Regions from separate parts of the Homo sapiens genome. Here all the other regions are linked to region 2. The links are chromatin loops, found by intact Hi-C in ENCODE. Cell type or tissue: endothelial cell of umbilical vein. All regions are shown on one strand. Each heading gives the region's core, and the rest is flanking DNA. Links, peaks and the distances in the headings are about the cores only. Region 1 holds the start of DDX56 (DEAD-box helicase 56). Region 2 overlaps CAMK2B (calcium/calmodulin dependent protein kinase II beta). Region 3 overlaps CAMK2B (calcium/calmodulin dependent protein kinase II beta). Region 4 overlaps NUDCD3 (NudC domain containing 3). Region 5 overlaps NUDCD3 (NudC domain containing 3).

The links. Peaks named below come from ENCODE experiments on the same cell type or tissue, not always from the same donor. Only the 100,000 strongest peaks of a DNase experiment are listed, where the experiment ranks them.
Region 1: it touches region 2 in a loop (4-fold over the local background); 65 of 110 quality-filtered maps call a loop at or near these places.
Region 3: a loop joins it to region 2, with 3 times the contacts of the local background. A loop is called at or near these places in 45 of 110 quality-filtered maps.
Region 4: a loop joins it to region 2, with 8 times the contacts of the local background. A loop is called at or near these places in 5 of 110 quality-filtered maps.
Region 5: it touches region 2 in a loop (5-fold over the local background); 12 of 110 quality-filtered maps call a loop at or near these places.

What each region holds. Positions count from the first base shown.
Region 1 is chr7:44,571,584-44,577,594 of GRCh38, forward strand. DDX56 (DEAD-box helicase 56) reads right to left here and starts at 2,325. Exons shown (of 14, transcript NM_019082.4): 1 at 2,253-2,325; 2 at 2,000-2,161; 3 at 1,307-1,467; 4 at 991-1,161; 5 at 764-854; 6 at 1-153. The coding sequence starts at 2,312. RefSeq lists an enhancer at 1,942-2,091. In endothelial cell of umbilical vein, for the core only: no CTCF peak of the experiment used is centred there; a DNase peak (open chromatin) is centred at 2,408; H3K4me3 peaks cover 1,839 bases; H3K27ac peaks cover 1,603 bases.
Region 2 is chr7:44,256,290-44,262,550 of GRCh38, forward strand. CAMK2B (calcium/calmodulin dependent protein kinase II beta) reads right to left here. Exons shown (of 24, transcript NM_001220.5): 4 at 2,583-2,637. Among named protein-coding and RNA genes, the nearest start is that of YKT6, 58 kb to the left of the region's middle. RefSeq lists enhancers at 1,507-1,586, 2,467-2,516, 5,871-6,261. In endothelial cell of umbilical vein, for the core only: no CTCF peak of the experiment used is centred there; DNase peaks (open chromatin) are centred at 1,792 and 3,422; H3K27ac peaks cover 3,117 bases.
Region 3 is chr7:44,304,514-44,310,774 of GRCh38, forward strand. The region is part of intron 1 of CAMK2B (calcium/calmodulin dependent protein kinase II beta); the gene reads right to left. Among named protein-coding and RNA genes, the nearest start is that of CAMK2B, 18 kb to the right of the region's middle. RefSeq lists enhancers at 1,728-1,777, 4,373-4,976, 4,977-5,578. In endothelial cell of umbilical vein, for the core only: a CTCF peak has its summit at 3,022; DNase peaks (open chromatin) are centred at 3,018 and 5,388; H3K4me3 peaks cover 608 bases.
Region 4 is chr7:44,396,224-44,402,484 of GRCh38, forward strand. The region is part of intron 4 of NUDCD3 (NudC domain containing 3); the gene reads right to left. Among named protein-coding and RNA genes, the nearest start is that of CAMK2B, 74 kb to the left of the region's middle. In endothelial cell of umbilical vein, for the core only: no CTCF peak of the experiment used is centred there; a DNase peak (open chromatin) is centred at 2,528; H3K27ac peaks cover 2,328 bases.
Region 5 is chr7:44,375,713-44,381,973 of GRCh38, forward strand. NUDCD3 (NudC domain containing 3) reads right to left here. Exons shown (of 6, transcript NM_015332.4): 6 at 3,407-6,261. Among named protein-coding and RNA genes, the nearest start is that of CAMK2B, 53 kb to the left of the region's middle. RefSeq lists an enhancer at 2,267-2,456. In endothelial cell of umbilical vein, for the core only: no CTCF peak of the experiment used is centred there; a DNase peak (open chromatin) is centred at 3,199; H3K27ac peaks cover 2,426 bases.

The DNA of each region.
Region 1 (6,011 bases), core at 1-5,000, 310 kb after region 2:
GTTGACAAAGAGCAGAGACTTGCCCCGAATCAATGACAGCTTGAGCAGGGCATACAGCAGGAGGAATTTGTCTTCCTCAGTCTCACAGACCACCTGAAACTGCTGTAACTGGTCTGGCCCAGGCAGCTGGGACTCCTGTAACTTAAGGGTAACCTGGGGGAGAAAACAGGCCTGTGGTCAGAAAGGAAAAGAACACAGAGATGTATGGCCACTTACTCACCAACCAAAGCATCAACATTTTAGTGCAGGGCAGAGATGCATTTAAGGATTCCTGGCACCCTAACTCTCCTCCAGTTTTGTAACCTAAAACCCCAAAATGCCCTTATTGTTGTGGTATATAGAGTATACCATATAAACCATATATAAAATACTTCCAAGCACAGAACAAAGAGAAACACATCAATAAAGGACTACATTGAGAAGGGAAGGCCTACAGCAACAGGCCTTCTGAAAGGTAAAGTTTACTTAAGATGAGAACCTTGGCCTTAGAATTTTGGCTCTGCTGCTCAAAGCTGCCCCTTAGGGGAGGTCCTTGCTCAGGATTTTAGGCAAAGCATGGCCTGAAATGGGAGACATCCCTTGTGGACACTTGGAAATATATAGTGATTTTAGACCACTGGCTTTTAGTGCCTCAGGACCAGGGATGAGACACTAAGTGACAACTGTCCCACCCAAAACACCAAAGAATCCCCTAAGAAGGAGCATCAAGATCTTTGAGTGCCCCCATGTCTGCAGCTCCAGACACTTCCATGGTGCCTCTTACCGGGTTATGTAATATCAGCTCCTTGAGTGCTTGTACGTCCTCGTTAAAAGTAGCTGACATGAGAAAAGCCTGGTAAATCCGGGGCAAGTGACTGAAATGAAAGAATCCAATCAGATTCCAGCTCCAAGGGCCGCTAATTGTAGTAACTGGCTTCCAGCCACCCCGCTCTCGTCCCAACTCCTACTCACAGATGTTTCCACTAGGAATCACACCCACCTCTGCCTTACCAGAGGAGACTCTTGAGCTCTTCTTCAAAGCCAAAGGAAAAAAGAAGGTCAGCTTCGTCCACCACCAAAAGCTCCAGGGAGTCACGAAGTTTCAGGCTGTCTTGCTGCAAGTGGCTTAATATGCGAGATGGGGTCCCTACTACCACATCTGGCTTCTCCATCAGCACAGCTCTGGAGGTGGACAAGACATCAGTATCAGGCAGAATGTAGCAGCTGGGATCTCACCCTGGATTTGCTCTCTTTTTTGCCACACACAAACCCAACCCCACAACACTGTGTAGCTTCATTCAGGTACAGCTTTGCTGCTTTTACCCACCTCTGAGAGACTGAGTCTTCAGCAGCTGAGACATTGGCCACTCGGACATCCCGAGCACAGTAGGTAGCCAGCTGCTGAATCATGGACTGTGCTTGCCGTGCCAGCTCCTTGGTAGGAACAAGAACAAGGCCTCTCACTGCCTGTTCTACCACCGGACCTGTCTGTAAGAATATGAATTAAAGACTTTAGCCAGCAGTGCACATCACTGTGTCCACGTGTCTCTACCCCTTCCAGCCTACCTGACCCATCTGCTGCAACACTACTTAGCAGTACTTTGATCATCTATCACTCTGCCCGCCTCAGAATGCAGAGTGGAGAGTTCTTTCCCCAGGCACTGACCCTCAAAAAGAATAACGTACTCTGATGTTTATGAAGCTACTTTAAATATACTAGTTATGAAGCTAAATTCTCACAATAATTCTGTAAGTAGAAAAGATAGATGTGCTCCCTTTTTATGTAAGAAAGAAAAGAAAGTGCTTTGTCGAAGATTACGCAAAGGTTGGTGGTAGCAGGGCCGGACAAGGATCCAGGTAACCTGAACTCCAGCCCAGAGTGTTTGCCACAACAGCACCAGGTTCTCAGGCCGGCCTGCACGGGTACAGGGCCAAGAGAAAACCTCAGACAAACGGGAACCGCCCTTCCCAGGCTTTTGGAGCTTGCCTCCTTCCTCCCCTCAGCTCTCTCGTTACCCACCGCCTTCCTATGGAGCAACAGCTGCAGCATCGGAATAGCATAAGCGGCCGTCTTCCCGGAGCCCGTGCGGGCCCGAGCCAGGAGGTCCTTCCCTTCTAGGGCCAGTGGGATGGCCTTCTCCTGGATCAGCGTAGGTCGCGACCAGCCCAGATCGGTGACAGCCTAGGAGACCAGGAGTGCGGTTTAAGCGGCGTGAAGAGCGATGGCGCGCCCCGCAGAGCCCGTAAGCCGGCTCCCCAGCCCTCGCGTGTACCTGAAGGAGCCGGGGATCGAGGCCCATGTGTTCGAAGCCCAGTGCTTCAGAGTCCTCCATGGCGCTGCTCAGTAGCGCAGCACGCACGCGCTGCAGGAAAAACGCCACCGACGCGAGCGGGAGCAAAGCAACAACCAATCGGCTTCGGAGACGAAGTCACTTCCCGGAAGTGCTGGCGGCCTAGGCTTCCGGTACTCGGACGGAGCTCTGCGACTGCGCAGTCCCTAGGACTGGGTCTAGTAGGAGGCGGTGGAGCGGCCGTGCTGGGGTCGACGGGGTACTTTGGACTACAGAGCCGCTCCACTGGCTCTTCCGGCGTTCCCGGACGCCGCTGACGCACCTGATTCTCGCGACCTGCAGGAGAAGCCTCGGCCGGGGCGAGGGCCGAGGTCGTGACGGGCATGACCGTCTCTCTGCTTGGTTAGGGTTAGTGTCCCGCCGGGCACATCACCCTATGAATGGAGCCACTGAGATAGACTGGGCTGAGGAGAACCGGTTGGAATAATGAGCCATGGCAGCAACTGCCTGAGAGAGAGGACCGGCGGGTTGCTGTAGGGCTCCCTAACCGGACTGCCTGTCAGAAACCTGCACAGCTTGGTTTCTGTTCTTTGTGTCCCAAATCTGACTCGGGTCACCAGTTAAGACCCGTGTCAGACTTCTGACCTACAGACTTGCGTCGTTTTAAGCCAGTAAATTTGTGGTAATTTGTTACAGTAGCAATAGGAAAATAATACAGGTGAGGACTAAGAATCCTAATCACAAATCTTTTTTTTTTTTTGAGACATGGTCTGACTGTCACCCAGGCTGGCGCGATCTCAGGCTCAAGTGGTCCTCCCACCTCAGTCTCCTGGAAAGCTAAGACTACAGGCACGCACCACCACGTCCAGTTAGCGTGTATGTATGTATGTACGTACGTGTGTGTGTGTGTGTATGTGTATATATGTAACTCCTCCTCCCCTCCCCCCTCCCCTTCTCTTCTTTTCTTTCTAGATGGGGTTTCGCCACGTTGCCCAGGACGGTTTTGAACTCCTGGGGCCAAGCGATCTGCCTTCCTCGGCCTCCCAAAGTGCTGGGATTGCAGGTGCGAGCCACTGCTCCTGGCCCATAAGTCTTTCAGTGTAGAAGAGGGAAGCAGAAGAGGTCAAAGTGGTGCCATGTGAGAGCTCAACCCACCCTTGCTGGAGGAAGGGAGCCAGAGCCAAGCTGGAAAAGGCAAGGAAACAACCTTTGTGATTACATTAGGCCCATCCAGATGATCCAGGATAATTTATTTTACAGTCATCTGATTAGCAACTTAATTCTCTTCTGTCATGTTAGGTAACATATTCATATGTTTCAGAGTGGTAGGCCATTATTCTACCTACCATACCACCCAACACAAATCTACATTAAGACTATATCTGAGTGTTGCACAGGAATCTATGTCAACAAGCTTCCAGGATGATCCTGTGCATCCTATCTGATGCAGCCCAGCATCTGAGTACCAGAGACTAGCATCTGGCTGTTAGGTTAGGAGAGATCAGCTCATGCACCAACAGGTAGTCATGCTGGGACCAAATGATGAAGATAGGTACAACTAGTCCCAGTGAGAGCTGGGGAATTGGGCTGGGATAATAGAGGATGTTAAGAATGGAGTGTCCCCTCAACCCCAGAACTTTTTTTTCTTTTTTTGTGGTAAGGAGGGAGAAGGCTGTTTGGTAAGGATGTTGTAAACTCTGAGAAAGCAAGAATTTCAAAAGTCAAGGGTAGTATTGGGGGGAAAATCACTAGAATTTGTGTGTGTGTACCCTAACTACTGTTTTGGTTTTGTTTTTGTTTTTTAGAAGGAGTCTCACTCTGTCGCCCAGGCTGGAGTGCAGTGGCATGATCTCAGCTCACTGCAAGCTCCACCTCCCGAGTTCACGCCATTCTCTTGCCTCAGCCTCCCGAGTAGCTGGGACTACAGGCACCTGCCACCACGCCCGGCTAATTTTTTGTATTTTTAGTAGAGACAGGGTTTCACCGTTGTTAGCCAGGATGGTCTCGATCTCCTGACCTTGTGATCCGCCCGCCTCGGCCTCCCAAAGTGCTGGGATTACAGGCGTGAGCCACCGCGCCCAGGCCCTAACTGCTGTTTTTTAAAAAACTTTTTAGGTCACAACCTATCTGTAAATATGACACACCAGTATGGAAATCCTTATTCTTCTCACAGCCACCAGCTATTGGCCCATCCACTGACTATCCCAATTCCACCTGCCTTATCAGTGGAAAGGTGAAATGTATGCCCACTTTTTCCTCACACCATTCCCCTTTCTATCAAAAACTACCAAGAGAAACCCAGGACCTACCAAAATAGTTAAGATGTGCTCCACTGTGTCTACTGCCAGCCAAACCTGTTGAAGGCTGGCTCAACCCTAATCTGTGCCTTCCTGTCTTCTCACAAACGTAGTCTGATTTGCTGGCTAGATTTCTAGTAACAGCCACAGAGCAGAAATGTGTCCCTTCCCAATATGTCACATAATCCCCAAGAGCCTCAGGCCAGAAGTCCACAACATGTAACTAGTTCAAAGGATAAAATTTTTCTCTGCATTAATTCTAACATGAGGAATACTGAAAACTCTTTTAAACATCTGAAGAATTTCAGCAATTCACAATTCACCTTACTGGAGTGTTACACTGTCATCCAGATTTAGAAACAGGAGGATATAAAACTATTAAATGGAAAAGCCTAGAGAACTAAATTGCATTTTTTTTTTTTTTTCTGAGACAGAGTCTCCCTCTGCCCCCCAGGCTGGAGTGCAGTGGCTCGATTTCTGCTCACTGCAACCTCCTCCCGGGTTCAAGCGATTCTCCTGCCTTAGCTTCCTGAATAGCTGGGATTACAGGCACACACTACCATGCCTGGCTAATTTTTATACTTTTAGTAGAGAGGGGTTTTCACCATGTTGGCCAGCCTGGTCTCAAACTGCTGACCTCAGGCGATCCCCCTGCCTTGGCCTCCCAAAGTGCTGGGATTATAGGCGTGAGCCACCCCACCTGGCCCTAAATTGCATTTTTTTTTTTGTTTTTTTTTTTCAGATGGGATCACTGTTGCCCAGACTGGAGTGCAGTGGCACGATCATGGCTCACCGCAGCCTTGACCTCCCGGGCTCAAGTGATCTTTCCACCTCAGCCTCTCAAGTAGCTGGGACTATAGGCATGTGCCACCAGCTAAATTTTTTGTATTTTTTGCAGAGACAAGATTTCGCCATGTTGCCCAGGCTGGTCTCGAACTCCTGGGCTATAGGGATCCACCCACCTTGGCTTCCCAAAGTGCTAGGATTACAGGCGTGAGCCACCGTGCCCAGCCCACATGTATTTTTAAGAGTAAAAATAGCCAGGCACAGTGGAGTATACCTGTAGTACCAGCTACTTGGGAGGGTAAGGTAGGAGGATCACTTGAACCTGGGAGCTCAAGGTTGCTTTGAGCTGTGATGGCACCACTGCACTCCAGCCTTGGGGACAGAGCAAGACCCCATCACCTGTGCCCGGCCAGCTCACACCTGTAATCCCAGCACTTTGGGAGGCGAGACGGGTCACCTGCGGTCAGGAATTCAAGACCAGCCTGGTCAACATGGTGAAACCCTGTCTCTACTAAAAATACAAAAATTAGCTGGGCATGGTGGCGGGCGCCTATAATCCCAGCTACTCGGGAGTCTGAGGCAGGAGAATCTCTTGAACTCAGGAGGTGGAGGTTGCAGTGAGCCAAGATTGCACCACTGCACTCCAGCCTGGGCGACA
Region 2 (6,261 bases), core at 413-5,412:
TGTGTGGATGCCTGTGTGTGCCCTTGTGTACATGTATACTGGCTTGTGCATGTGAGCACATGTGCATGTGTGTCTGTGTGTCTGTACCTATGTGTGCCCATGCGTGCACTCATGTTCATGTATATTGTTTTGCATGTGTGCCTGTGTGCATGTGTGTACAACTGTGTGCCTGTGTGTGCCCTTGTGCACTTGTAGAGCAGTTTGTTCATGCGCACACATGTGTGCATGTTTGTACATATGTGTGCTTGTGTATACATGTGCATTGGGCAGGAGGATCAAAACCCACATCTAGCCCAGGCAAGGGCCTGGCATGCCCCAGTGTTGTGCTATAACTGTTTAGGTCTTGGCACACACTGAACACAGATTAGGCTCTGCAGACGCCGAGTCCAGGCACAGAACAGTGGCTAAAAGGCCTTACGGTCTTGAGCCAGGGCTGCAGCCCAGAGTCGCTCCAAGGGGTGCCTCACTAGGGCTGATGCAGGCCCTCTGGTGTGCTCTGTGTGCTCAGGAAGCTGTAGTTTGGGCTGGTGGGCACCTGGGACTCCCTGGCCAGGGCCATCTAGTGGTTCAGTTTCAGGGAAGGGAGTTTGCTCCTCCACCCACGTTGGTTGCTGTGGGGAGTTTGGGAAACTCAGTGCTGGCCCAGGAGGGACACAGTCCGGGAAGGCACACATATGACTCCATGGCCCCCTTTCCTTAGGCTGTGGGGGACACATGGCTGATTCTTGGCTTCAGCCATGGCGCCTATGGGAGCTTCTGTCCTCTGGGCGTGCAGGTGTGTGTGAGACCCTCTACTCCCAGGCCTGGTTCTCAAGCCCTGTGACATTCCCAAGCAAGGGGAGTGGGGATATCTGTCAATCCCCCAGAATCCACAGAGTTCCCAAACTACTATGGGGCCTCAGGGCCTCCTGAGGGCAATGCCAGCCAACTCCAGAAACTGCTGTCCCGGCCCTCTGCTGGCCTGGAGGCTGGCTGAGGCACAGGGGCCATGGAGGTTGGTGGGGAAGACATGGAGGGTCCTTCCTGACTCGCCAGCCAATCTCCTCTTCCCAGCCTGCCTCAGGGCCTCCAATGACACCTGCCTGGCATGTGCTTGGCAAGGCGGGAGACATGAGAGTCTCTCAAATGGGCACACACACATGCACGAACACACCACCCTTTCTCCTCCTCGGCTCCTGTAACACATGCAGCCATCTGTTGGCCACCAAGGGCCCTGGATCGGACCACCCCCCACCCCACAGTCTCCATTTCCTGGGAAAAGAGGCTGGTGGAGGTGTGCTGGGGCACACAGGTGTGGCAGCAAGCCTGCCAGCTCCCCAGGGCCACAGGACAGACGTTTCAGGACACAGCCTCAGCCAGGCAGTGGCAACTGTGTCCTGGGTCAGCCCCAGTCACCTGGCTGGTGATTTGAGTTGGTGTCTTGTGGAACATGCAGGGGAACCTGAGAGGTGGCCAAGCCCCTGCAGGGACAGTCTCAGCTTCTCTAGGCCAGAGAACCTCACATGGACAGAGGCCTCCTCAGGCCTACATGTGCCATGGCCTGACGTCTGTCACTTGAGGAAGGAGGAGCTGAGAGGGCAGCCCCCACGCAGGCGTGTCCTGTCTCTGCTCGGCCTGCACGCTCACAGCAGCCATGGGGAGGGCCTGGGGTAACCATGGCAATAGCACCAAGGCTGGGCTTCTCTGGCTGTGTGGCCGCCTGGAGGCCACAGGGGCAGGCTAAGGCCTATGGGCCCTTGCCCAGGTCAGGGTCCTGGAACAGCACTGACTCACAGACAGCTAAATATAGCGCTGCTTAGCAGGAACTGTCAAAAGTGAGGGAGATGAGATCACTGCTTCTAAATCCGGCAGGAAGTGAGAGGCGGCAGCGGCCCCAGACACCTTCTCACTGAGCTACTGCACACGCACTCATGAAACACTCACACATGCACATTCATGCAAACACACACATACACATGCATGCACACACATGCAAACGTGCATGCATACACTTGTGCCAGCGTACCCACATGCACACACCTCCACACGCTCACTCATACATTCACACAATACACATGCACATGTATGCACATCCCCACCCATATGGACCCTGATTTCATGTGCTCACGCGCCCCCACGTGCAAACACCCACACACATACATACAGGTGCACGTGCTCACATTTCACAGCCACACTCATAAACACACACATGTGCACTCACGCCAGCCAGTGGTGCCCCAGTCCAGCTGGGATGAGGGCACCAAGGAAAGGAAGGTGAATGCAGCTGCTGACTGACTATTCCTCTGGGGTCCACCCACCCGCTGCCTCCAGTGTGCCCTGTTCTGTGTGGAGGAGAGGGGGAGTCCAGGATGTCAGCCCTGCCTCTGTGGGCCTCAGTAACCCTAGTGCAAAGCAAATGAGGGGAGGCGAGGGAAGCTAGGCTGGGCACAGCTTGGAGCAAGGGGACCAGCAGCAGAAGCACACTCAAGGGAGTGGCCAGCCCACGGGTAGGGACTATTCCCTGGGGCTGGGGAGGCTGCAGATCCCACCCTGAGCCAAGGCTGGGAGTGAGTGCAGCGAGAGTCCCCAGCTCTGGAACTTACAGATCGAAGACCAGGTAGTGGAAGCCCTCCTCGGAGATGCTGTCGTGGAGACGCACTGTGGGGACAGAGAAGCCATGAGGGGCTGGCAATAGCCCAGGACACACCTCCTGCCTGCCTCCGTACCTGTCCAGGCACACCACCAGCGGTGTAAGCCCTAGGGCTGCCCAGAGGATCGGGCTGGGTAGGGCCCGGGTGGGCAGGCCAGAGGGCAGGGCTGAGCAGAGTGCTTTGGGCCCTGCGGGCCAGCTGGCCACCCAGCGAGCACCCACAGGGCCTCAGGGCAGTGCCACTGCCCTCAGCTGCCAGTGCCTCACCCTCCGCTGCCAGTCTGGTCACCTGTCTCCTTCTGCCAGAGAGAGACCAGGTCCTTTTGGTCCCAGCCTGGGCCTCAGCTGCTCCCAAACACCACGGAGATCAACAGGAGGAGCTCACACCTCCAAACCCCAGAAAGGAGCTGCCGTGCAGCTCCACATGAGGAGAAGCTGGGACAAAAACCACTCATTATTCACCCTGGGTCTTCCCAGGGCTGCCTTCTGCCTTCAGGCTCTGTGTCTCCGCTGTGTCCTGCCAGCACAGGCTGGTGGCAGGGTCCCTGCCTGATGCAACATCATCCAAAATTTTGGGCCCTGAGCTCCAATTCCAGAGCTGGCATGGTCAGCAGGATGGACCACCATCATTCCCTCCTTCCTCCTTGCACAACTTCCCATGACAATCTATGTGAAGCGTGCCTGGCCCTGGAACTCTGCCTGGCGCAGGGCAGGAGCTGGTCAGGATGTGATGAATGAACAAGCGGATGAAGAGGCGAGGGAACAGTGAGTGATTTCAGCACAAAGCAAGCAACCTCAAGGCCTGCTTTTCCTTGAGCTGGAGATGTGCCCTGTACTAAGCAGCAAATATTTTCTAGGAATGACTCATTTTGGACACTCTCCCACGTGCCGGTTCTGATGATTGCTAGAACAACGAGGACGACGACAGCCAACACGCTAGGGCTGTTCTAAGCACTTTGTGTGTGTTATTTCATTTAACCTTCCCAACCACCCCGAGAAGTTACAGATGAGGAAGCTGAAGCACAGGGAGGTTAGGTAAGCAGCTGATAGTCACACAGCTCACAAAAGGCAGAATAGGGCTGTGGACTCAGCGGGCAGTCTGGCTTGAGGGCCTGCACTGCACCAGCCTTATTCCCTCCAGTCCTCAAGTCTTGGAGAGATGAACCTCTGAGGTGTGGCTCTCCTCTACCACTTGAGACTGGGCCACAGACGCTGAATGGGTAAGACAGTAAGACGTAGCCACCTTCTCCTAGGTTCGCAGGTCCCTGGGCCTCAGGCACAAGCAGCCCCCCTTCCTTGCATGCTCCGGCGCTGTCCCAGTTTCTAACTGGCTGCCAGTGCCCTCCCTCCTCTGGCTCTGGTTCTCCCAGGGGCCCAGCCTGATAGCGTCCTTACATCCAGGAACTCCATGTGGCTTCTGGGGCCTAGGCCTCACCTTGCAGATTCCTGGACTCCAGCAGCCCCATACCAATGGCCCTCCTTAGCTCCTAAACCTCAGGCAAAATGCCCTCCACCAAGGGCAGGCCAGGCCCCAGAAGCCTCCACAGAATCAGAAAATATAGGGCAAGCCCAGCCCCTGCCACTTGCACTGGCTGTGTGACCTGGGGCAGGTTGCTCAGCCCATCTAAGCCTCAATCTGCCCCTCTATGAAATAGGATAAATAGCACCTCTTCACAGGGTGGCCGTGAAGATCAATTATGTAACCTTTGTGGTGCTCTGAGACAGTGAGCACTAGGTAAACCACAGTTCTGTGACCATCACTGTCACCATCATCACCTGAGTGTGAAGAATCCCAGGTGACCAACACTCAGCACCAGGGTCTGGGGCCCACTTAAGAGTCCTGGGGTTTTTTCAAGCCCAGTGCAGAAAGACCTGCTCCACTTCTCTGCCTCAGGCCCAGCAGCCCAGCCTTCTCCTCTCTGCCCCCACCAAGCCCCATTCTCAAAGAGCAAGGTATTCCCCAGACCATGTCCTGGGTCAGCACCCTGGGCGGAGGGCAACTCTTACCCACCGGGGCTGTCTGTGAGCCGACGCTGGCCTCTGCCAAGCAGGGACTCCACCAGCTAAGGCACTCATCTGAAACCAATGTCCCCTTTCCCTCTCACCCCTCTCTGGCTGGCTTCTGTCCCAAGAGCAAGGATGCCCTCTCACTAGGTCCCCTGGACCCTCTCTTCACTCCTAGGCTCCCATTCTACCCAGGCTGGCCTCTGCGTCCCTAAGACATGGGAGGCCCACCAACGTCCTGCTTCTAGGACTTGCCTGTGAAATCTCTGGAGTTAAAAAGCTCACCCCTCCCCACTCCTTTCCAGTGGGGGCTGCCCAATAAGCCCAGTTGGGGGCCCAGCAGGCTGGCCCCTCTGAGCTGCCCCACCTGGGACATGCTTCATGAAAATCACACACTCAGAGCAGAGGTGGTCCCAGGGGCCATGGAGGAGATGCCCCCCGCAGAACCCCCATGGGCAGCTCCAAGGGAGGCCCTGTCATCTATGAAGGTACCTCACTGCTCCCTGGGGGCGCTGCAGGGCTGATCTCATGGTGGGGGCTGCCCCTGCCCTCAGGCACCCACCTCCCCATGCAGGCCTGGTGGGGTGGGGCAGAGGCAGATGGGCTCCGGGGTGGCAGCTGGTGGGGGAAATCCCACCTCCTCGGCAGGAAGCAGGTTGCTCAGGCCAGATGGAGCACTGGGGGTCTGTGTGGGGAGTCTGGGCCGTATGCATGTGGACACTTTAAAAAAAAACATTTTTAACTTTTTAAAAATAGTTATATACTTATTTAATGGTTTAAAAGAAAACCTAACTGGCACATCAGACGGCAAATTCACAGACAGGGCTAAGTAAAAAAGTGAATTGTCAGGAAATCTATTTAAATAAAAACAGTAAGCAAATAACACTGTGGGCAGCATACAGAGGTGGCAAACAAATAAAGTCCTGGGTTACTAAGAGGAACCAGGGTGAAGAGTCCAGTCTGGATGCAGTGGGTTGGTGGGCAGCGGCAAATCTCGTCAGGGGCTAAGCTGCAGTAGCAGGCCCCTGAGAGCCCACCTGGGGCTGCAGCCTGGCCCCGGGCCCTGGAGTTGGGGCTGCCGCTTTCCATGCTGGGGTCCTGCTGGGTCCAATGGGGCACCTGCCCCTCTGCCCAGCTCATTGGTGAAGCATCAGATGAGGCGAGGTGGTTCCAGCCCCCTAAACCAGGTGATGAGGGTTCAGCGACCTTCGGAGCCAGGCCCAGGTGAGTGTGTGGATGCCCCAGGCTCCTAAACAGGCTCCCGGTCCCCAGCTGTTCCTTTGGAACAAGCATGCCTGGGCTCCTCCTGGCATAAGTGAATCAGAGCTTTGGAGGAAAGGGCCCCAAATCCACCTGACAGCTCCCCAGGTGCCTCCGAGGCCAAGAGCGGCTGCCGTCCCTAGGGCGTTTCCTGGCTGCTCCCCGACAAAGGCAAGGCCTGGGCTCCAGGCTCCAGATACCCCTGTGGAGCAGCTGACTCTGGGCCAGGGTCACCTGACCCCAGACTGTAGTTCCAGAAGCCCTGGGCCAGCGCAAGAAAACAGTCAGGGGCTCTCAGCCCGAGAACAGCATGTGCTGGGGTCTTTGGTCAGTCTTTCTTTTCCTTGTAATTGGGCCATCTTGTGGCT
Region 3 (6,261 bases), core at 768-5,767, 49 kb after region 2:
ACATACTGTGTGAGTCCAATGGTATGACATGCTGGAAAAGGCAGAAGAGAGTCAAAAGACCAGTGACTGGCAGGGGTTGGGTGGAGGGAGAGACAAATAGGTGGAGCACAGAGAAATTCTGGGGCAGGTGAAACTACTCTGTGTGACACTGTAATGACAGATACATGTCATTCTACATTTGTCCAAGCTCATATAATCTACAACAGCAAGAGCAAACCCTAATGTAAGCTATGGGCTTTAGTTAATAATATATTAATATTGGTCCATCATTGTAACAAATATGCCAAACTAATGCCAGATGTTAACAACAGGGGTGGGGAATGGTGAAGGGGAATATGGGAACTTTATACTTTCAATCCAATTTTTCCATACAGACAAAACTGCTCTAAAAATGAAGCCCATTAATTTCTTTTTCATTGTAAAGAGAAAAAAATTGTATCTTTAAAACACCAGGATAGAGAAGGACTTTTTAAAACCATAGGCAGAAAAGCATGTATCACAAGGAAAATGCCTATATATTTGCCATATAGTGAAATTTAAAACTTCACTGTGACCTGAGGCCCTGAACAACATTAGGAAAAGGTGTTTCAGGGACTCTAAAGTCTTCCCCTGGAGCTGTCATCACCCCGGGAGACATCCTGACTGTAATACCCACCTACGCATGGCCCTCTCAGTGTATAAGGGTTCCCTTCAGGGCTCTCAGGCCACAGTGAAAGATGGGGCTATGCTCCCCATGTCACAGGAAGGGACAGGCACTGAATGCTCTGCTGAGACCATGGCAGCATGGATGTGGAGGTGGGATCAAACCAGACCCCTCTCCCCTAGCCAGGCACAGTGGCTCATGCCTATAATCCCAGCACTTTGGGAGGCCAAGGTGGGAGGATTGCTTGAGCCCAGGAGTTCAAGGTTACAGTGAGTTATGATGCACCTCTGCACCCCAGACTGGGTGGCAGAGCAAGCCCCAGTCTCAAAAACAAAACAAAATGAAACAAAAAATCCCCAAGCCCCCCAATCAACCTCTTGCCGCCCTGCACAGGTCCCCTGAGGTGCCCTGCACTGGCTCAAAAACAGTCTCCTGGGGAGATGGACGGGGCACCCCTGTGAGGTGGGGGAGGTGGGAGCAAGAGGAAAATGAATCACAGGACTTGAGCCAAGTAGAGCCCTGAGAGTGGGAAGAAGCAGGGCCGGGAGTTGGCAGCAGGACCAAGACAGGGGCGAGAGGCCTTGGGTGCCGTCTTGGCTCACTCCATCACTCGGTCACGCTGGCTGGGCCAAGGCAGAGGCAGTGGGTGTCAGAGACAGCTCTTCCAGCTAGAGAACAGACTTTCACATTTTCTGGATTCTTGCGAGCCAGCTGATGTCATGTTGTTAGCTTGACATTGGCCACGGTGGGCATCTTCATACCACAGAAATGGGCAAACACCACCCACCAGGGACCCCACCCCTCTGTTAAACATTGACCAGGCACCACTTGAGAGGGGACTGCAAGGGGGGATGATGTGGCCTCCCTCTACATACCCCAAATACCCAGAGGGAGGGGGGTTGAGGGTCAGGAGGGAGGAGAACCTGACAGGCCAGAAACCACCTAGGGGCTGAAATTACATGCTCCCCATGGGAGTGAGAGAGGAGAGGGGGTGAGCACTCTTCCTGAGGAGAGGGCTCACAGGGGAGCCAGTCTGACTGGGGGTTCTGAAAGCCACGGTGGGCTGGGCTGGGATCCCCGTAAATCCAGCCTGTCCTGTGCAGCCTCGGTGGGAAGTTCCCCCTTCCAGGGAGGGTCTGGGACTTCTGCTCATTCTGTATCAGCATCCATCTTTCTCTTTCACTTCTCCGTTCTCTCAGGTGAACCATATCCTCCAGAAATCTTCAGCAACAAATGTCTTCCTTTAGCAACCCCACAGGAGCTGTGCCCCAGAACAATGGCCATGACCCCAGTGGGGAGGTCTGCATTAAGCAAAGAGCAAAATAAATACAGAGATGAAGACAGGAGGGAGGACCACCCAGGAACACCTGTAGCCCACTGTGCCCATGCTCTTCCAACAGACTAGGGGAGGCCTGCAGGTCAGGCCTAGCCTCTAGGGTGGAGAGGTCCAGCCTGTCTCTTAGCCCTGGACCCAGCCTTGAAGCATGTGGTGGATTATGCAGATAATGCACAGGGGTTGCTGGAGAACTGTCACTCAATCTGGCCATGCTGAAACCAGTGAGCAGGAGGAGGGTGTGGGCAGGAGGAGGAGGGTGTGGGCAGGGGGAGGAGGATGCGAGCAGGGGAGGAGGGTGTGGGCAGGGGAGGAGGGTAAGGGCAGGGGTAGGAGAGTGTGAGTAGAATGAGGAGGGTGTGAGCAGGGGAAGGAAGGTGTGAGCAGGAGGAGGAGGGTGTGAGCAGGAAGACGGTGTGAGCAGGGGGAAGAGGGTGTGAGCAGGAAGAGAAGGGGGTGAGTAGGGGGAGGAGGATGTGAGAAAGGGGAGGAGGGTGTGAGCAGGAGGAGGAGGGTGTGAGCAGGAAGAAGAGGGTGTGAGCAGGGAGAGGAGGCGGTGAGCAGGGGGAGGAGGGTCTGAGCAGGGGGAGGAGGGTCTGAGCAGGGGATGGAGGGTGTGAGCAGGAGGAGGGTGTGAGCAGGGGGAGGAGGGTGTGAGCAGAGGGAGGAGGGTGTGAGCAGAGGGAGGAGGGTGTGAGCAGAGAGAGGAGGGTGTGAACAGGAGGAGGGTATGAGCAAGGGGAGGAGGGTGTGAGCAGAGGGAAGAGGGTGTGAGCAAGGGGAGGAGGGTGTGAGCAGAGGGAAGAGGGTGTGAGCAGGCGGAGGAGGGTGTGAGAAGGGGGAGGAAGTTGTCAGCAGGGGGAGGAAGTTGTCAGCAGGGGGAGGAGGGTGTGAGCAGGGAGAAGAGGGGGTAAGCAGAAGGAGGAGGGTGTGATCAGGGGGAGGAGGGTGTGAGCAGGGGAGGGTGTGTGAAGAGGAGGGTTTCAGGAGGCTCAGCCTGGGGCCTCCTGTGTCATTGGCGCCATCTGGCCCCTGGCACTGGGAATGGTCTGCCAGGGCTCACTGCATCTTTGGAATTCCTCCCCTGCCCACATGGAGAGGCTGTCACGCACATCAGGGGCCAACCTACTCCCTGGGACAAGGCTACGGTGCCTGTGTCCTAGGGCCTTGGTCCTGGCCTCATGAGATGCGCTTAGCCAGAGTCTGGTGGAGGTGGCCCATTAGCCTAGGGCCACCTGGAAGGAGCCTGTGGGAACTCTGAGGGGAACGCTGAGAGCTGACCCTTGTTGAATTTGTTTTCCTGTTTTTACCCACTGAAAGCTTTCATTTATTTTTCTGTGAGCTGTTGCTGCTGTCATCCGTACTTCAACTGGGGTTTTGGCCATTTTTTTTTAACTGGGGGGCCTCATTCTGTCACCCAGGCTGGAGTGCAGTGGTGTGACTGCAGCTCACTGCAGCCTTGATCTCCTAGCCTAAGTGATCCTCCCACCTGGGCCTCCCAAAGCGCTGGGATTCCAGGCCTTTTTGACCTATAGGAGCTCTTTCCATATGAGGGAAACCACCCATTCACCTCATGTAGCCCAAATGCTGGGAGGGCCTGCTGTGGCCTCACCCACACGGGATGTGCCCAGGAGGCATGGGGCAGGCACGTTCTTGTTCTGTTCCCTAACAGGAATGTGAACACTTTAAGCACAAGGCACGTCTCTTCTCCTCTTTGCCCCTAAAATCCAGATGTGCAGATGGCTAATTGCCGGAGCTGCCATCCTGACTCTCACCTGAGAAATTCCAGGGACAAGCTGAGCTGTGGGATGAAAGAAGTGCCCATGGTAGGTGGAGCCAGGATGCCAGATAGGAAGGCCCAGGTGGCTGGGGGAAGAGAGACAGGGCCTGCCCCATGCCTGTGTGTGGTGGCGCCCAGCATGGTGTCCTGCTCCTGGGTCCCCATCCCCCTGCCCCCGGCTCGCATCCCATGTCCCCCTCCTCTCCTCACAGCTTGCCTTCCCTGATTGGGAGCTGCTGGCCCTCCTCCTGTGCATCCCCCCACTTCCTTGGTCATCCCCTTCAGAACCACACTGCTGCCCTCTCTGAGCTGGATCCACAGGGACACCCGGAGGGCAGGACAAGGTTCCACCAACGTGTCTACTTTGGGAAGATGAAGGCAGGAGTGACATTACAGAGAGAGGGAGGTGCGGGCCCCCCATATCCCACCTTGTCCGGAGGGCAAGGCCCCGTCCTACTCAGGGAATGCAGACCACTAGCCCCAAGACTGGCCATGAGGCACAGAGAAGGCACTTTGCCCAGCAGCAGGCCTTGCACATCAGGCGGTGTGCGAGCCCCTCGTCTCTCCTCACAAGAGACCAGGGGCTGAGCAGACCATCCCTCCCCGGGGCCTCTGTCCATGGCCAGCCTGCCCTTTACTGCCTGCCAGCCGGAAGGCCCAGAAGGGTCCAGCAAAGGCACTGAGGGAACTGAGCTGCGGTGACCAGCCTGGCTTGGCTTAGCCCTGTCAGGGGGGTTGTGTCCTCAGGTCTGGCTAGGCTGAAACGGACCCCAGAGCCCTGCCCAGCACTGCCCGCCTGGCCTAGTAGGCTCCTACCACCAACGCGGATTCCACAAACCACTGCGACTGTGCTGTGCACTGTCCCAGAGGAGTGGGCGGGCACCAGGCCAGGCCCCAGAGAGGAGAGAGTGGTCTCACCACAGCCAGGCTGGTGCTCCTCCCTGCAGGGGGCTGGGACAAGGGGCAGTTCACAGCTGCCCAGCTGAAGCCGGGCTCTGGGGCAGGGGTCAGCCCACCCACCTGGGGCCCAGGCCATCTGCGCTCCTGGCCTGACGGGAGAAGGGACACAGACGGAGGGTTTAAGGCCACTGAGCTCTCAGGACGGCCCGAGTACCCGAGCTCTGAGCCAGCAGGAGCAGGAGGGCTGGGCTGCGCCTCCAGCCCCGGGGCCCACCCTTGCTGCGCCCCCATCTCCCTCCTGCACGTCCAGGGGCTGCCCTGGACCACATCAGGTCCCCAGCTCCGTCGCGCCCCTAAGCACAGGGCATGGGGAGGGCCCTCGGGAAGGACAGGCAGAAGCGGTCCCCATCCGAGGAGTCCTCTGACCCCAGGGTGCGGGTGTGGGCTGGAGTGCGGTGGGGTCGGGACTCTGCGCCCGCGGCGTCCCAGCTGTGGAAAGGACACAGCCTCCTCGCCCGGGCAGGAGCGCCCGCGGGGGACCAGTCAGTCCCTCACCCTAGCAGTGGGACCTGAGTGGATCCAAAAGCCAGAGACACCAGCCCATCGGAAGAAACTGGGGACGAGAGAGATTCCGACGCCAGCACCGTAGGGGCCGCACTCGGCGTCCGTCCGCGCAGCCTTGCAGCGACCTTCAAAGGCGGCGCTTAAGAGCCGGTCACGCCCCTCCTGGAGCGGCGGCCCGCGGGTAGTCACCGCGCCTGAGCAGCCAGAACCAGGCCGAGGCCGCGCGGCTCGCGAAGGACACGCGGGAAGAGCCTTTCCGCCGGCTGAGCCGTGGGCGCCACCGCCAGGGACCCCAGGCTCACCAAGCCACGCGCGGAACCGCACGGTGGCCGAGACCGGGCGGGGGCGGGGGCGCTTTGGGAGTTAGGATACGCTTTGTGCCCGCTTGCTGCTTTTTTCCTGCAAGCTGCGCATCAATTAAAGTACTCGGGTTTTTGTTTGGTTTCAGATCAATCAGATTTCATCCTTCGAAAGTTTTATTCTCAAGGAATGCAAAAGGATTTTGGAAGCTTAGAAATGTCCACGTAATCAGACTGTGGGTCACCTGCATGTGGGAGAGATGAGCTTTGGGGCAAGTCTCAGAAGAAAGAAATGGGGCTTCCACAGAACCACTTCCTGGGGCCGGAAGGGACTGGAGAGAGTCATTTGACCCAACCCTCCTGGTTCGTAAGTGGGGAGGCTGAAACCCAGAGAGTTACGTGGCAGCCCAAGGCCACACAACCCAGTGGCTATGTCATGCGCGGTGGGAGGGGGCCATGTATCATGTCCTTTAAAAATGTCCTTTGTACACCCGCATTCATAGCAGCATTATTCACAACAGCCAAGAGGCAGGAGCAACCTGCGTCTGTCAATAGATGAGCAAAATGCACACAATGGAATATTATTCAGCCTTAAAAAGGAAGGAAATGCTGACACAGGCTACAACATGGGTGAAACTTGAAGACATTATGCTCATTGAAACAAGGACAAACACTGTCTGATTCCACTTATATGGGGTCCCTAAAGTTGTCAAATTCATAGAGGCAGACAGCAGAATGGTGG
Region 4 (6,261 bases), core at 616-5,615, 140 kb after region 2:
CAGTCAAGTTTCCATCTGTCATCACTGTAACCAAGTGGGCTGCCCTCCATGCTGGGGCAGCAAACAGGACCTGAGGTGTTGTCTATAAAGGTTCTTGTAAAGGCTCTGGAAGAGGAAGGTCTCAGTTGCAAAATTTTAATTATTTATTTATTTAGTACCCTTAGAATATCTTCTATTTTTAAGGATGAGCATATTAGTAAAAACAATATGAACAATATTATTAGCATGATAATTATTCTAAACAAGGGCATTCTAACATCGTTATTGACTTGCCTGGAGTCCCTCTCCACACTGTTCCTTTACAGAATTCCATCTCTCACTCTGAGCTGCAGATCCCCATTCCTTTCTCCTTCCCAAACTCCAGACCTTTTTTTTTAATGGCCCACGCCTCGTAAGTCATTGAGCTGACAAGCTTCTTTATGCTCTGAACATTCTCATGTTCTATAAACTGGTTTAATGTGTAAATGTTTCTGCTGTCACTGTCCACATTTAACTACTTTCCTTAGAGTAATGCTTCTGGGAGGCCTCAGATATGACTTCTGGTAGTTAACCTTAAAAACCACTGAATGGTACAGAGCATACAGGTCTTGCAGGGCTGTCTTCCGACACCCAGTGCAAGATGCAGTTCTGGGAGGACATGGGTACAATGTTCCTAGGATGGAGTTCAAAGACCTCTATCTAAAAATAACACCTCTGATAAAGTAGTCTGATGGTTTTACATTTGTTTTTGTTTTTTTCTGTGAATATTTTATTTTTTTAAAGTCAAGTTTGTGGAGGTATAGTATGCACATAGTAAAAATCACTCTTTTGAGGTCACATCTCCATGAGCTACTGCTACAATCAACCCACATCCCAGCAGCCCCGTTCCCCTTCTCAGCAGTCCTCTCAGCCCGATGCTCGTTTTGCCATCCAGCATGTCCGTGTCCAGAATGTCACATGTGTGGAATCACACAGTGTGCAGCCCTGTATCTGCTGCCTCCTTTGAGTGTGGGGACTCTTGACGCTCAGCCACACTGTGCTTCATGGCACAGGCAGACCACACACTTGTTTGTGGACATGTGGGCATTTCCATTGTTTTGCAATCAGGTAGAGAGCTGCTGTAGAGATCTGCCTGCTTTCTATTCTCCTTGGTAAGTAGCCAGGAATGCGTGTGTTGGGTCACGTGATGTCAGCTACTGTCCAGACTGACCACTCTGCTGCACCCCTACCAGTAGCACAGAAGAGCACCAGGTGCCCCATCTCATTTAGCGCTTGGTGCTGTCTGCCTTCTTAGCAGCTCTTCTAAGAGGTGTCTAGGGGCATCTCATCATGGTTTTGCCTTGCATTCCCCTAATGAATCATGACGTTAAGCTTCTCATGTGCTTATTAGCCTTCTCATTTTTTTTAACATTTTATTTGTAAAGAATTTTAAGCTTAAAGTTACTAGAATAAGTACAAAGACACCCATACAAGTGTTTAGCAGCTGTGTGTCTGTACACAGCTCTCTCACTCTATATGTATGCTGTATGTATAATATATAATAACATAGTATTTTCTCTGAATCATTTAAGAATAGGTTGCATTCATCTTGGCCCTTTGTCCTGAGTTATTTCCTAAGGACAAGGAAATAACTTATGATGATTTACGGAACAGGGTCCAGTCCAGAGTCCTTCCTGCATCTTGGGGGTCCTGTCCTCTTTAATCTAGGACATTTCCACAGCCTTTTTCCTCCCCTGACATCTCCTGATTAACTCATGTGTGCACACCCAGCTGGACACACATGTGTTCCACCTGCAGGCACACAACATCCACAGCCCTCAGTGGGTGGGGTGTTCACTCAGGTTACCTGGCCAAAGGGAGGTCTGACTTCTCCACTGTAGTTATTGACTTGCAAACTCTCCTCTCCAGAACCCCTGCATCCCTGCTCCACCCTGCCCCGCATAGCATCTGCCGGTCCCATCTGTCCCACGAAGGCTGGGAAATGCTGACTTTCTTGCCCTAGTCCCTCCACACTGACTGATGGCTTATGCATCTTATTGAAGCAAGCACCTTCTCTTCTGCAATGAAATTATCTATCTATTGCTGTCAGTACTGACCCCTGGATTCCTGGCCTCTCTGGTCTCTCAATGGCTTATAACTCATTACCATGCTTAATTATGTTGGTGTGAAACAATCCCAGACAAGGTTGGTGGAGGTTGCTTGACTTTGATGGTGCTCAATCATTTCCCTGGCACGTTCTCATTTTCCAGCATAACAAAATGCTCCAGGTTCCTCTTTTATCTACCCAGTCCCAGACCTCTAATCAGTCCATTTCTGAGGGACCCCAGACTGCAGGCTGAACAGTGTTCCCAAAATGTCCTCACAGAAACTTCCACCTCAACATGAATAAACTTACCTCAGCATCCCCCAATCTGCGCTGATGACTCACCAGCATTTATATCCCTTTCCTTCCTTAGTAACGGAACCTCATTTCTATTCAGGGAAGCAATGTGCCCAGCGAGGACGACTTTACTCCTCACAGCTGCCCGCGTGATCGAGACTGGGCCAATGAGACTTATGGGAATGTTGTGGGACGTTCCTTCCGGGAAGGCACCTCAGAGCGAGGGCAGATAACGGGGTGAGACGACAGCGTGGCAGAGGTCCAGGGCACCTGCTCAGCACCTGCTGCTGGGGGAATGTGGGCCACAATGGAGCAGATCTGGCTTCTCAGGACACACCACAAGTCAGCACTGTTATGAGCAATCTCCTGATTTTCAATGCTGTCAAATATTTTTTTAAGCTTGAAAATTAGAAACAAAATTAAGACACTGTATAGGCCAGATAGGACCCAGCTGTGGTCTGAGTGTGGCTGGAAGGCCCATGTATTCCAGGGATGGGGCCGACAAAGCAATGCCGAGCTGCGTTCCTTTCCTCTCCTCCAACCCCATGAAACGAGGGTGCCCAGCACCCTGTCCATGGTGCCACCAAGAGGCACCATTAGCCGGCTCTGCTCAGCACATTCCTTCCACTCACACTGGAACAGGTTTCCTTGGGCTACCGCCTTCTGTTAAATCTGTAAGCTTCAGCTCTTCCCTACTGGAACTGATGAAGGATTCTGATTTCCCCTGAAAAACGCTGAGGGCTCTCCCTAGAGACATCACTTGCACTGAAGGCTTAAGGGCTCACATTACATTCACATACTAATTTCCAGGCTCTGGGCTCTTGCCAAAATGCTAAGGTAATTTAATCTGTAGTTCCCACTCTGAGTTTATGAAGAAGTATGTTAAGTAATCCATGGGATGGCCTCAATGAGCCAGGAAAGTTGTGGGGACTCAGGAAAGTGGCTCGCCAATGAGGACAAGTAGACAATAAACCACCCATCTTCATTTTATCCTCACAATTGTTCTAAGAAGTGACACTGGAAGTATCTGGGTAAATTAGCAAAGATAAGTGAAGATGAAAAGCCCACTGTTGGTGGGGATGTGGGGATATAGGGCTAATGTCATCGGCGACACTCCAGAAACAACTCATCCACCAGGGAGAACCACAGCAACAGCTCAGAGGCTGCAGTTACACTAGAATTCCACTCTTGAGAAATAATCTAAATTGAGGGGAGGAGGTGGATACAGCTTGCACAAAAACACTCACAGGGTTCAAAAATCATAAACAAATATATTACGATGAGTTTTAAAGCCTGAGCTTCAAGGTCTAACTCCTCAAAGAATACTCCAGAGCAATTTCACTGATTTTAAATGACTTGTGTGCGCACCACGTCAATACATGAAGAAGTGTATATGGAACGGCATTCACCTCACATACAGCTACAACGACCATCTCAAGCATAGCCATGTCCAAGAGCCCCCGCAGCAGAGCAGCCACCCACGGCAGCATGGAGGACAGCCTGTCAGCTCCCCCGACTGCAGGAAGAAAGGAGGATGGTGCGCATGCCAACTGCCTAGCTTTGGGGACTGAACGAGCTATCGGAAAAAAGAGCTGGTGCCGTTGCCACGGCTGATTTTACATCTTCGTAACCAAGAAAGGAGCTTGCCTGAGTCAAGAAGTCTCATTTAACATTCTGAAGTGTGGGAGGGAGGGAGGGAGGCAAGAACTGTCATACGGTTTTAGCAGCCACCCCTGCCTGCCCTGGCTGGCTGATGTGGGATCCACGGCACAGGGAGGAGCAGGTTATGTGGAAGGCAGCTGGGAAGCGAAGGCCATGTCTGCACTGGGCTGCCAGGAGGTCAGAAGGTCAGAATATCTAACCAAGGAGCTGAGGGTGGTGGCAGCAGCGCAGCTCTGGACGCCATCCCTTTGCATCCTTCTCATCTCATGCAGCCTCACAGCAGTGCTGTGATGGGAGACCTGCACTGGTGTCTGGGGCTGCCCTAACAGGGAACAACAGACCAGGCGATACAAGGCAATACAAATTTATTATCTCCCAGCCCCATGGGCCAGAACTCTGAAATCAAGGTGTCAGTAGGGCCATGCTCCTGCAGAGACTCTAGGGGAGGATCCTTCCTGCCATTTCCAGCTTCTGGTGGCTCCAGGTGTTCCTGGGCTTGGTGGTTATATCATTCATCTCTGCCCTATCTTCTCATGGCCTTCTCTGTGTCTATCTCTGTCTTCTCCTGTTTCTTATAAAGACAGGTGTCACTGGATAATCCAGGGTGATTCCATCTTGAGAGATCCTTAACTTAATCATATCTACAAAGACCCTTTTCCCAAATAAGGCCACATTCACAGGATATCTCCAACCCTTTAGAGCAAAGCCCTCAACTCACTTTCTTTAGCCATTCCCAGTGCCTGCACAGGGTTGGGTACTTAATGATAAGAAACCAACAAACATTGGAGATCAACAAGACTACAGTGCTCAACCTTGTTTGAACGGTGAGAAATGGAAGTACAGCAAGGCTAAAGAGATGACCCAAAACCTGGCAGCTGCTTGACAGGGAGCTGCAACCCAAAGCCAGCCCCTCTGATTCACCTGCAGTCCCTCTCTGCATCCACACGCTCAAAGCAGTGTGCCAAGCTCCACACAGCAGACGTGATGCAGCAAGCGGGAGGCAAACAGGATCTTCGTGAATCAAAGCAATCGGCTCATTAATTCACAATATTATCTCAGATATGTAATCAGAGGAAACAATGTGGGCTTAAAAGGTCACACATAAATAAATAATTATATCAAGAAGACAACAAACGCCTTAGCTCCTGTAAACAGCAAAGTTTCTGTGATATACTCTGTGTTTACTGCAGTAGAGGCTACGTGGTCCAGAAAGAGGTGGAGGCAGGCAGAGCCCTGCACGGGAGCACTATGGGAAGAGTTTAAATGCTCTCCATAACTCCTCTTTATTCAGGTACTTGATTTCTCACAGGTGAAGGTGCATTAGGAACGCAATGCCATCTATTGATAATAAAGGCACTTTAAGGAACCATGGGAAAGAACTCATGCAGTGTTTCAATTGTAGAGGAATTTTTAGCAGAGAATATTTAGGAGCCGTGTTCACGGGCAGTGACAGGTGCCCCTCAGTCTGCAATGGTTCTGCTGAATTTCTACAAGCTCTTTGAGTAGCAGGTGTTTCATGAAAGCTAACTAAAAAAACTAAAGGCAGCCAGGGCACAAATGAAGCCTGGACTCAAGCAGAACACACAGGTGGAGACAGGCCTGCCGGGATTGTGCTATGGCCCCGGGGGCCCTGGCATGAAAGTTAAACATCCAGCTATCCTCTTAAGGCACAGCTCCCCCAACCTCCTGCCTGGTGGCTGCATCTCACACATTTACCTAACACAGGGAAGACTCTGAAACCCACAATGGGGACCCACACTCCTCCCTCATGTTCTGCTCCACAGAGCCTTTCAGCTGAAACGGAGCAATGCTTCCCAGCCCCGACAGGTCTGAGCCTTCTCCAGAGACTCCCGTTTCTCACAGCACTGGAAAAAGCCTTCTGGGACAAGGCAGGCATGGGTTTGAGGTCTAGCTCTACCCGCTTCGCAAGCTACTTACCTTCTCATAGCCTCAATGTCCCAATACGTAAAATAAGTTTGCAGAGAATTAAACAGATTGTAAGGCACCTCACAAAGAGCCTGGCCCAAAGACTGTGTTCATTGAATGGCGGCCATTATTAAAAGAAGTTAATGTTTTGGCCACTAGTCACATCCCTATTCCACTTGTATTATACATACAAGTGTACAAAACGCACACAAAAAAGAAACATGGCTTTGAAATATCCACGAAGAAGTTAGAGTTACTTCCGTCAACAAAACCCTTAAGAGTTGAGCTATGTATTAATAATCACATATTTATGC
Region 5 (6,261 bases), core at 821-5,820, 120 kb after region 2:
CCCAAGCCAGGGGCAGGGGGTCTCTGATCACACCCCCAGGGACCCCTGCACCCCACCTCTTGGCAGGAGGATGGACAGCTCCTTGAACTGAACCCCAATGGCTGGGGGTCCTTTTTCTCTTTTTCCTTCCTTACCCTAGTCCTGGAACCCACGGTCTCTAATGCTGAAATTCCCAAATCACAACAGCTTGTGCATCCGCAGGAAGCTCTTCTTGTCCTCCTGTTCTGAGGGAGCGGGGACTCTCCCACACCAGCCGCCCTGGTGTAGATCGCATGGGCTCCACGCTGTCCTGCCTACCCGCTCAGCAGGGCTCTGTGTCCTGGGGTGAACCTATGGCCGCGTCTTCCCGCAGAGAGTGGGTGGTGTTGCCTCCTCTTTCATGTGTGGGGCCATCAGCCCACATTTCTGTAATGCCTAACCCATCGCTAACCAAAAGTCAGACATGGCGCTGCGGAGATGCTCACCTTCAGGTTCTGGCACCTTCCACCTGCCTTGGTTTCCTCAGCTGTCATGTGGGGTATGGGTAGGATGCACCTCAGGCATTGTTCAGGGCAGTGCTTCTCAAACTCACCCCCAAAGCCTCCACCCCCAACCCCCCCCCGAGGGGTTCTGATCCTGTTGGGGAGGGGAAGATGGGAAATTGCACCTCTGATCTACTCAGGTGTTGGTGGCTTCCACTGGAACCCCAACGTGAGACCACCTCTGAAGACTAAACCCACTGCTACATGCTCCAGTGCCAGCGGCAGGTGACATTCCCAGGGAATCAGCAAACCCTGCAAAGCAGACATGACGGTGGCCTTAAGTTAGGGCTCTTTTTTTTTCTCCAAGACACAAAAATGACTAACCTTTAGAAACGGGAATATTTATCTTGAACACAGAGAGGACCCTGAAACCCTGCAGGCCTGCCTTGAGCACCCAAAGTACACTTCCTCCATGTCCTTTCCGAGTGCACCTGTCAGTCTCTCTCCCTCCCTGTCCCTCCAGTGTCCATCTCTAAGACCCTGAGTCCCTCTCCCTCCCTTTCCCTCCTGTGTCCATCTCTGAGTGTCCCTCTCCCCCCGACCCTCCCATGTCCATCTCTGAGTGTCCCTCTCCCTCCCTGACCCTCCCATGTTCACCTCTGAGTGTCCCTCTCCCTCCCTGTCCCCTCATCTGAGTGTCCCTCTCCCTCCCTGTCCCCTCAGTGTCCCTCTCCCTCCCTGTCCCATCTGAGTGTCCCTCTCCCTCCCTTTCCCTCCTGTGTCCATCTGAGTGTCCCTCTCCCTCCCTGTCCCTTCCACGTCCCTCTGTGTCCCTCCCTCCCTGTCCCTCCCGTGTCCATCTCTGTGTCTCCCTCCCTCCCTGTCCCTCCTGTGTCCATCTCTAAGTCCCTCTCCCTCCTTGTGCCTCCTGTGTCCCTGAGTGTCCCTCTCCCTCCTTGTCCCTCCTGGGTCCCTCTCTGAGTGTCCCTCTTCCTCCCTGTCTCTGATCTCTTTGGATCTCTACTGGCCTCTCACACTGCAGCCAATGTCTCTGGTCTATCCACTCTGTCCCCACCCTGCTCCCTAGGTGCCCACTCAGCCCTGGCTGGCAGCTTTGGGTGCTGGTCTTACATCCCAAGACTGATGTTCTGCTTCCTTGGGGCGAAGGACAGGGCAATCCCTGTGAGGGGGTCAGTTCTCAGAGAAGAGATGGGCCTAGCTGACCCCCAGCTGGTGTCTTCCTCACAGTTGAGTGCATGCTTCTCAGGACTTCAGTAGAGGATTCCACTGAGCTGGGTGAAAATGAGTTTCTCTCTGTCCCCACATCATTCCCCTTTCCATGTTCCTTCCCATGGGGCTCCAGCAGCAGCCTCTGCTCCAGTCAGCTGTGGTTCTCAGTGTCCACCTGCCTGTCTCTCTGGTTTGGGGACAGCGTGTGCTGTGTGACTGTGATTCTCTGATGGATCTGAGAAATGTGGATTCTCCGCTCAGCGGTTTCGTTGTTCAGATGGGAATCCCTTCCATGCTCCCGACTGTCAGGGGCTCCTCCCAGACGTGGTGGAGGCTGGAGATGTCAATGCTAGCTGGGGAAGCAGCCAGGGGCTCCCAGGCTCTGGACTTGGGTGACCCTGTCCTGAAGGTTCCTGGGAAGGGGGAGAAGGCAGGTGGGATGTGGAGGGTTGGGTTGTATCTCCACCTGGGTATTCTCCCAGAGTCAGCAGCAGAGAGCTCCCAGGTAGAGTGCCAGGTGGCCAGACTTCTGTGAGGGGTAGGCACTACCCAGGCTGAGAGCCAGGAGGGGCCAGAGATGCTTTTGGTGGGATCAGTCCTTCCTGCTGGGCCCATGGTGCTGGGATTCTCTCCAAGGGCTGCAGGCCCAGTCTTGCTCATGGCACTCACTTTCTGTTCTCCATGCAAGCCGGATGTGAGACAAGAAACTCAGACCATCTCAACTGCTTAGTGCTTTCTTCCCCCAAAGCCCTGCGATGAGGAAGTGGGCAGTGGGATAGACTGCTCATTTGGTTGTCTGACAGGTCACGAATGGGCCCACCTACAACACAGGTGGCTTGGGTGCTGCCACCAGCCACAGCCAGGAGAGCAGGTCTCTAAACCTGAGGGAACAGGCCTTGGGCACAGGCAGACTTACTGGGGAATCTGGGCTCTATCCTGGGAGTAGAGGCAGCTTCTATCCCAAATGCCTGCCCTACAGCCCTGCCCTGCCTCTGGGAAATGTGCCTGCCCTACAGTCCCACCCAGATGGGAAATGTAGGGGAAATGCAGCCTGAGTCTAGGGACTCATGGTGGCCTGAGCAGAGAGTAAGGAGTGATCCTCAAGTATGCCCCCCACCTTGGAGGACCAGGAGGGTGGAAGGGGAGTTTAAAGTGCAAAGACAGGCTCCAGGCTGGGAGTTCTGGAATAAATACAACTTGCAAAGGGTTGTATTCAGAACATTCCTACAAGTCAACAATAAAAGACAAACAGCTTAGTAGAATAAATGGTGAAAAATAGAAACAAAATTCACAGAAGGAACCTGAATGCCTAATAAAAATATAAATGGGAGTTCAACCTCACCATGACAAGGGAAATGCATGGGCAATCCAACTTTACACTCAGCATGACTGCAAACATTACAGAGTCCATTAAAATGGTGAGGAGCTGAGCAACAAGACCCACTCGCAGGAGGGGTACAGAGGATGCCCTGTGACCCCGCAACTCCACTCACAGGAAATGCCTAGGGAATCTCTCACACTTGAGAATGACTGCTGCATTGTTGTAATATTGAGAAATTGGGGCCAACCTAAGTACTCACCAACAGGATGTTGTTAAATAAACTGTGATATCTACTCAATGGAATATCACACCCCACCTAGGGGAGCAGAGGAGACTGTGTATGGACACAGACAGCTCATGAAGGTAAGGGAGAAAGAAAAGCAACTCACAAAGATACTGATTTATACGGTTTACAAATACACGTACAGTGAAAAATGACACCATCAAGCCAGGCACAGTGGTGCACACTTACAGTCCCAGCTACTTGGGAGGCTGAAGCAGGAGGATCACTTGAGCCCAGAGGTTTGAGTCCAGTCTGGGCAACACAGGAAAAACTCTGTCTCAAAAAAAAAAAAAACTTTTAAAATGACCATATCATGGAAAATTCTGGAGAGCAGTTATCTTGGGACAGAGATGAGGCAGTTGGCGGGGCGGGGCGGGGTGGGGGGGAACAGGGGACAGGGGTGGTCACAGGAGTCCTAGCTGCTCTGAAGTCGTGAGTGGGGACAGCAGAGCCTGTTCAGGAGGCTGCTGACTGTCCAGGGCTTTGCTGAGTGCCTGGCTCTGCCAATGGGAGGTTACCAGCAGGAGAGCCTGGAGTGTCGAGGAGTCACCACGGCCCTGCACTCAGTTAATGCTCTACTGTTGCTGTCTGGATATCACTTGACTTTTGGGTGTGGTTGGTGTTGCTTTAAGTTTCTGGGGATAGCAAAAGCTTAAGAAGTGACTCTTGCCATCACATGGCTGACCACCTCTGGTGAGAACACTGGAGAATAGTTTAGGGGTGCCCGAGTTTCCCCCACTGCATAGAGCCTGGTGCCAGGGAAGACAGGCTGGACCTGGCTGTGGCCCCTTGAATGGTGGCAGGGAGACCACAGCACATCGCAGGGCCCTGAGGATGACGTGTATTTGAGGGGGCAGGGTTCTCCAGTAGCAGGTGTTGCACAGTGGGGAATGGTGGGTGCAGAGCTGGGTTAGTTTTAGCAGAGGTGTGAAGGTGATTCCTCTCTGAGCTGGAGGTGGAAGCAAATGGGAAAACGGTCTGGCATAAACAGACAAGCCCCGGGGAGGCAGACAGCGTCCACCACTACCAGGTCCACCTGCTTTAGGTATACCTTCCTACCAGGACATGAGAGCCCACAGTGGCTGGGGTCTTGTCATCAGGCACCCTGAATGCTTTCAGGTGGATGGTTTGGATCTCTCCTCACCTGGCTGGTCAGGCCAGGGAGGACAAGCTGTGGACCTAACAGGTGACCACTGTCCAGACAAGGCCTATTCTACCTCCTTGCCTGGCTGTCCCCTCCTTAGGCCTGTTGCCCCTTCCTCTCTAGACCCTCTGCCTGCCAGGTGTGTAAGCCTTTCTGCCTGGACAGCCTCATTGAGACAGCCCTAGACTAACAGTCACCCATATTGAGCCCAAGCCCACCCTGCATGATGCCAAGCTTAGAAATGTCACCCTGGAGTCACAAAATCCCTTCTTTGCATTACCAAAAGAGGTGGTCACTCAGGGGTGCTGGAATCTTCCCCACCTTAAGGCTTAGCTCCAGTCTGTAGCCCATTCCCTGACAGGTACCTGGGTTTCCCAGCCTTTGATGACCCCAAACGCTGTCTCTTCCCTAAGGGTCACTGCCTTGGGATTTGCCTGCAGGCTAGGCACACCTGGTAAATGAGGTCTCCACACACTGGGTCATTAGTACCCACAAGCAATCACTGTTGAGTTCATGAACTCTCAGGCTGGAGCTCAGCAGTCCCACTAGGGACCACCACTGGGGTCACAAGATGGCCTTGATCCCCAGTTATCTGGATCCCCAGTTCCCTGAACCAGAGCAGCTTCCTAAACTCCCTAGTCCAGCAGAGGTTAGGGCTCGCTTTCCCTGCTAGAGGGGCCTCCTCCAAACCCCACAGTGCCCCAACAACACTTCCTGTCCTCTGGTAGACCCTTACCTGCCTGTGTCTTGCACAAAGTGCACACTGGGAGGCAAGAGCCTGTCTCTGCAGTAAGAAGGGCTTGGGGCAGTGCTCCGCTGGCAGGCAGACAAGGCAGGCAGGGCCCCAGCCCAATGCCTGAGTCAGCAGGCTCCTAACAGCCTGAGTGACCTCCTCATAGCATGGGGTCAGTGCAGCGGCAATGTCTGGGTTGTTGAGGGTTTTGATGGGTGATCAATGCTGGAGGATCCTCCCTCTGCCTTCCCCATCCAACACAGATCATCTCCAATGTGCCAGACCTGTGCTGGGCAACAAGGTTGGCTGAGATGGCCTGAGACAGGGTCCCTTGATGAACAGTCCACTGGGAATGGGGCCTGCAGTGGCCCTGGATGATTTCAGTATCTGCCACTCACCTTGGTCATGATGCCACAGAGAGTGTGGCATGGCCAGGACTGTACCTGGGGCAGATGGTCTTGCTCTTTGGTTCTGGGGAGGAGCGCAAAGTGACTGGGCTCAGGTGAAGGAGCTGTTGGCTTATGAGGAGGCTGCTCCAAGAAGCAAATAGGAGACAAGGAACCACTGGCCTGCAGATGGGGCAGGATCCTGGACCTGGGCCCCCCGAGTCACCAGCCACATGGCCTTGGGAGTGTTACTTACTCCTGTGATTGTAGCACAATGAGGGGTTAGACTACAAAGTCCCTCAGGCCCTGACCAGCTCTGGGGAAGAAGGCCTAGGACTGAGAGAGGCAGCAGGGAGGCTGGCCAGGGTCACCTCCCAGGTCCAGGCAGCTTTCCTGCAAGTGTTTCCTAAGCTGTCCTTCTCCAGGGAGAATAGCCTCAGCCCTGCCTGACAGGAGGCGGCATACACCTGAGCGCCTGACAGTACCCTCGTGAACCTGCCTGAGGGTGGCCACATTCCCACACCCCATGTGTGCCTATCTCCATCAGCACTGAGAAGACAGCAAACGCCAGCTTGCCAGGGGTTTACCCAGAAAGCCCAGCGCATACCCCCAGAGTGTTCTGGCAGACCTGTGCCAGCTGGGTTCAGTGACAGTTCATCCTGCCATGGGCTCTGGTCTCCCCATCACCCTCTGAGGGGGAAGC